2 separate regions of the Homo sapiens genome follow, and region 1 is linked to region 2. Evidence: chromatin loops called from intact Hi-C (ENCODE). Cell type or tissue: mammary epithelial cell. All regions are shown on one strand. Links, peaks and the distances in the headings refer to the core of each region. The heading gives the core; the rest is flanking DNA.

Region 1 (2,884 bases), core at 1-2,500, 190 kb after region 2:
CTAATGGGAGCAAGAAGGCTGAGCGGCAGAAATTCTCCCCCTACTGAGGCCAGCTGAGGTACAGGCAGGGGCAGGCAGGACCACCAGCAGGGGGCTGCCTCTGCACCCTACCCGCCCAAGGAGACTCCACCCTGGGGTCCCAAACGCCGCTAACGCCCAGACGCATGGATGCACCCCCTACCCTGCCTCCATCTATGGGAGTTCTTTCTCTCAGAGTGGGGGCAGTTTCTGGCCCAGGGGTCTGAGCTGCGGCAGCCCCAGGGCAGGGGGCCCTACCTCCTCAGCTCTGTGCTTGGATACAGGGAGCAGCCAGGAGACTCCCTAGTGCCCCCACCATGGCGGGTGTCACTCACGCACTCCCCATCCCTTAGGGCTTCCTGGCCTACTGCATCCTTGTGGGAGTCAGGGAGGAGGGCCCGTTGGGTAGCTGGGGCCAGGCTTCTCTCCCCACCACCTGCAGATTTCTTGCTGCTTCCACTGATACCCTTTTGACTGGAATGAACTGGCTGGGCTTGTCAGGGGGCACCCCAAAGAGGGGGCACTGCCAGGTAGCTGGGGGAGTGGCATGGGGCAGGGGCCCAGTTCTCAGCAGCAGACACTCTGTACAGTTTTTTCAATCCCTGTTTTTGAATAAATATTCTCAGCGACCAGGAAGTTGTGAAATACTGGTGTTGTGGGCAGCAAAACCTCCAGAAAATGGGTGCAGCTGAGGTCCTGGAGGACCCCCATGTGTGAATCCACCAACCTCAATTAGGCCTCAGCCCCTTCCACATGCCAGTTCTGGGGCTTCAGGACCCTTTGGGGGTGAAGTCGTCCAGCCTCCTACTTCTAATACCAAACTGGTCCAGTTGTCTTCTGGGCATTTTAGAAGCAGGTGGAGGAGTTTCAGTAGCTTTGTCCAGACTCTCCTTGGTGCAGATGTCAGGGAAGTCCTTCTGAGTGTCTCTCCAGTGGTTCTTCCTGCTGTGGCTGTAACCCAGATACTGCCCTGCTTGGCGGATCACTTTGGTTGTGAGCCCTTAGGGCCCTCTTCTTTGTGACACCTGCCCATCTTGGCCTGGGGACCACCTGTGAGTTTCACAAACCACCTATGCTGGAGGGGCCCTTAGAGATGCTGCAGGGTGCAGATGGGAAAGCTGAGGCCTAAGGAAGGGTCGGCCTATGCACAGTGCTATGCAGTGTTGGGCCCAGACCGCAGGATTCCTGGCTCTCAGAAGTCCGTGGGCCTCACCAGGCAGCAGACACCCTTTCTCCTCCTGTTCCAGACCCAGATATCCAGCAGGGCACCTGCTGTGACCTGTGCAGGGGTTGGATGAGCCCCCACGGAAACCACCCTCCTTTCTCCTGCTCAGGAGAGAGAACTCTCAGGTGGCCCCTGGTATGCGGGGCTCCGCCCTCCTGCCAACTCGGGGGTCTGTTCTGGAGCCTCAGAAGGGCCTACGGCAGGGCCCTCTGGGGGTCTCTGGAGGCATTGCAAGAGTGCCCGCGGGTGCCAGGCTTGCGGAGTGCAGGCCCGCACAGGTCCAGGCAGTGCACGGCGAGAGAGGCGGCCCAGTGCCAAGCGCACGGGGCGCTGCAGCAGCCCGTACAGGAAGGGGTGAGCCGCGAAGGCCGAGTAGGCGACCCAGGTGACAGCCGCTTCGGCTTCCGCGGCCCGCGCTGCGGGCGCCAGGCACGCGCAGCCATAAGGCAGCCAGCAGGCTGCAAATTGGCCCACGGCCAGCGCTGGGGCCAGGGCCGCCTTGCCCCCGGGCAGGCGAGGCCGGAGCGGCGGCAAGATGGAAAGGCGGCTATCCAGAGAGTCCGAGTGGAGTCGGGACCCGCGCGCCGGCCGTGGGGGCCTCAGGGCAGCGCGACGCGCCACCACGAAGATGCCGCCGTAGGCGCCGAGCAGCAGGAGGGCGGGCAGCGCGAAGGCCAGCAGGGCCCAGAGCGGCCGGAAGGGCCCGAGGCCCCCAGCCAGGACCGAGCAGCGAGCAGGAGCAGGGGGCGGTGCGGGCGGCGTGCCGAGCAGGGAGAGCGCGCCCAGCAGTCCCGCCGCGGCCCACACGGCGGTGAGCACGAGCACAGGCGGCGGCCGCGAGCCTGGCCGCAGCGGGTGCACGATGAGGCGGTAGCGTGCCAGGCCAAGTGCGGCCACCCCGAGCGTGCAGGCCGGCAGCAGAGCGGCGGAGAGGAAGCGAGCGGCGCGGCATGGCGCGGGGCCCAGGCGCACGCGGCCCAGCCCGGGCGGCGGTGCGGCCAGCAGGCCCAGCGGCATGATGGAGGCGGCCGCCAGCAGGTCCACGACGCACAGGTGCGCCAGGTAGAGCGCGTCGCGCAGTCCCGGCGTGCGCAGCACCACGACCAGCAGCGCGCCGTTGCCCAGCAGTGCCCCCACCTCCACGACAGCTGCCAGGATCAACCCCAACGAGCCTGCGACTTCTGAGGCGTTCAGCCCTGTGGAGTTGGCCATTTGGGCTCTCAGGCTTCACCCTGCGCTGGGATGTAGATGGCAGAATGGAGCCTAAAGCTGCAGGATTTCCATCACCTGTCCTCTGCTCCTCTTGTCCCTTGCTCCTCCGGCCCCTCACCTCATTGGCTGCCCAGGAGGTGGCTCCGACGCCCAGGCTGCCATCCTCTTGGGGGCTTGGCCAGGCCCATGGAGGGGTGCAAGGATGAGTCTGCTGTCTTTCTCCCCTGCCCCAGCCCAGCTCCAGCAACTCAGCCCCTGTCGGAGATGGTACTGGCTGTCACTCTGATGTTGCCACACACGGCTGGCAAGGGAGGGGCAGGGCCTGGCGCCAGCCCCCTGGGTCCTAGCAGCTGCCAGCTGAAGGCTGGAGGCTCTGCTGTGGAAGTGCTTGGGGGTGCCTCTAGGGTGGAGGGGTGGAGGACAGAGCAG
Region 2 (2,893 bases), core at 269-2,768:
TGAAGGTGTGGGACGTGCGGACTCACCGGCTGCTGCAGCATTATCAGTGTGAGTGGTGAACAGCCTCCTGGGCCCAAGGGCAGCCCTGGTGGGACTGTGATGGTGTTGGATGTTGTCCTGTGCTGTAGTGCTTAAATGGGTCTGAGATGGCCTTGGGCAGGAAGGTGTCCTGGGTTTGTTGGGATTCCAGGGGTGGGAGTCTGTGGCATGGCTGGCCTGGCTTGGAACCTTGGCCAGGAGATGGAGCCTGGTGCTACCTGGCTTCCACTGAGCCAGTCAATGCTCACCTCCGAAGTGGCAGAATCTCACACATACTGCAGGGCCAGATGGGGAGTCCTCACTGGGGCTCTGGTCAGGGCTTCCCTTGAGGACCACTTCTCAGGGGCATGCCACTTGCCTTTCCTGGTGATGGAGGCTCTGCCCTCCAGGGCCAAGGTGACAGCCCTTGACCTGTGGTAAAGGGAACAGGGCTGTCAGTAGAGGCCAGCATTGGTGGGACCGTGGCCACCTCTGGTCTTACAGTGTCCTCCGCAGATGTAGAGTCATAGGGAGGGTTGACTTAGCTAGGGGCCAGGCCCAGGATGGTAGCCCTTGGAAGGCAGGGTGGCGGGCAGTGGGCATGGGCTCATGTCAGGCTCCAGGTGGGAGTTGGAGGGCGAGGGCAGACTTAGACATGCCCAGGATGAGTTCGCTGAGAGTACTGGGTAGGGAACTGGCCTGAGAGCAAGTATGAGTGGGCAGGGCCATGAGGCGCCCCAGTTCCAGGGATGGGCTCAGGGAAGGGAGCTGGTGAGGGGTCATTGGAGAAACTGGGAATTGTGTAGCTGGCAAAACAGAGATGAGCAAGACTGGACCAGGGCCGAGACCAGGAAGGAGGCAGAGCTGGAGTTGTTTGAAGAACCGTGGTTGTTAACCTGGGACTAAGCTTAAAGTTCTTGGGCTCGCTTCCTTAAGCCACACCTGAAATGGGAAGGACATGGCTGGACACAGGTGTGGGGTTCCGACCCCACCCACCCCTGACACACACACACCCTTCCTAGCTGACTCCTGGTGTTCAAGTACAGCACTTTCTTTGGGGTAACAGAGGTGAGCACACCTTCCCAGAATGGGGAGAAGATCCTAATCTTGAACAGCACATGGTGGAGAGTGGGCTCTGCAGCTGGCTTTTAAAGCATTCCTGGCTGTGTGATATTGGGCAGGTCATTTGACTCTGTGGGGCCTCTGGGACAATGATGGGGCCTGTCTCACAGGAGGTGTTGGGAGGTTTAATGAGTTGTTTCATATCAAGAATTGAGAGGGTGGCTGGCACAAAATGGGGGGAAGGAGGTACAATGTTAGTGATGATGACAATGACACTGTCTTGGTCCTGTCTGGGCTGGTGAGGCCAACCTGGTTGGTTAAGGCCTGTAGTACCCTACAGCACCACCAGGTGGCAGGGGCCAGCCACAAGAACCTGTTCCCCCACCCCACCCCCCTCCATAGGAAGCCCTGAGGTTTGTTACCAATGCTCTTTCAGACAGAGGCTTCTGGAACAGAAGAGCAGTGGGGCTTGCCTCCACTTGGAGCCCATATCTTTCCTATCCTTCCTTCAGCCTTCTGCTCTGGGCCAGGCCTGAGTGAAGGGCTGGGGCTTGGGGATGGGGCACATCTGCCCAGCTGCCTGGGGAACGTGGGCAGGTGCAGAGGAGGGAGGACTTGGACAGGGAGAGATGGGAGTGGAAGGCGACGAGGCAGGACAGTGGTCAGGAGCACATGCTGTGGTTCCTTTCTGTAAAGGGGGTGGCAATAGGCCTTCCTCATGGCTTTGTGAGGCTCTGATGGGAAAAGCCACAAAAGGGTTATAACACAGGGCTAGGTATGTGGTTTGTGCTACATAAGTCCTGACACTGGGCAGAGAGGATGTCTAGGTGACCCTGGGAGGGTCCAGACCCATCTCTGATGGATCAGGAGCCTGGGCCTGGTGTTCATGGGTATAACAGCAGGTACCCCTTGGGAAGGGCCTTGGATGCCATCTCTGGCTCGGGGTCCCAAAGATGTGGCCTGATTGGCAGTGCTAGGACTAGCCTCGTCATTTAAGGTATGAAGGGAAGAAGGACATCTGAGAGGATAGCGGTGTCCAGAGCCTGCTGGGGTTGGGGGCTGGTGTGCCCCATGTGTCCCAGTGATGGGTAGGTGTCCAGCTGTGCCTGGTATCAAAGTAGGGGCTGGCATCAGAGTGGGGGATGGGTTGCAGAGGTTGAGTAGAAGCAGAGAAGCTGACCCTGTTGGGGTGGAGGGGCCAGCTGGACCCAGGGATCTGGGATGTGAGAATGGCTGAGGTCACATTCTGAGCCCCTATAATTGAGGGGCCACAGAAGATAAAGGTCCACAAAGCAGCCAGAGTGAGAGGTATGAACCCCGTCTCCAAGCATGGGAGAGCTGAGGAGGGCAGAGGCTGGGGAGTGAAGGAGAGTGGGGTCTTGTGAAGAGGGTTGTCAGGAGGTGGAGCAATGCAGAGCAGCCGAGGAGAGCGGTGGGTACTGGGGAGAGGGAGCTGGGGACCTGGAGGGAGCAGGCTTGGCAGAGGGCAGGGGCGGATCTCCATGATGGCAGGGTTGGGGAGGTGTGGATGGACTCAGATGAGCTCCAGGGGCTGAGTCCTGAGTGGAGCTGAGTGTGTGGGCTGACAGGCCCTGCTGGGAGATTGCAGTCTGCTTGTGCTTCTGGCCTTGCCTCTTATGACAGCCTCTCAGTGGGCCTGCAGTGTCTCATCCCTAAGCCACCCCTAGTGTAGATTGGAGGCTTAGCAGGATTTGGAGTACCCCATAAACACAGCCGGTTCCCCCTGAGCTCCCTGCTCAATGCCGTGGCCAGTGGTGGGTGTTCACAGGATAGCGGAGTCATCCCATAGCCT

The links. Hi-C counts contacts between places; a loop is a spot of excess contacts. Peaks named below come from ENCODE experiments on the same cell type or tissue, not always from the same donor. Only the 100,000 strongest peaks of a DNase experiment are listed, where the experiment ranks them.
Region 1: it touches region 2 in a loop (4-fold over the local background); 44 of 110 quality-filtered maps call a loop at or near these places.

What each region holds. Positions count from the first base shown.
Region 1 is chr3:51,955,224-51,958,107 of GRCh38, reverse strand. GPR62 (G protein-coupled receptor 62) reads right to left here and starts at 2,727. Exons shown (of 1, transcript NM_080865.4): 1 at 609-2,727. The coding sequence starts at 2,455. The coding sequence ends at 1,349. It overlaps PCBP4 (poly(rC) binding protein 4), which reads left to right. Exons shown (of 14, transcript NM_001174100.2): 14 at 1-650. The coding sequence ends at 47. RefSeq lists an enhancer at 1,479-2,067. In mammary epithelial cell, for the core only: a CTCF peak has its summit at 1,454 (motif pointing left); a DNase peak (open chromatin) is centred at 1,557.
Region 2 is chr3:52,143,001-52,145,893 of GRCh38, reverse strand. It overlaps POC1A (POC1 centriolar protein A), which reads left to right. Exons shown (of 11, transcript NM_015426.5): 6 at 1-48. Among named protein-coding and RNA genes, the nearest start is that of POC1A, 10 kb to the left of the region's middle. In mammary epithelial cell, for the core only: a CTCF peak has its summit at 1,437 (motif pointing right); a DNase peak (open chromatin) is centred at 1,463.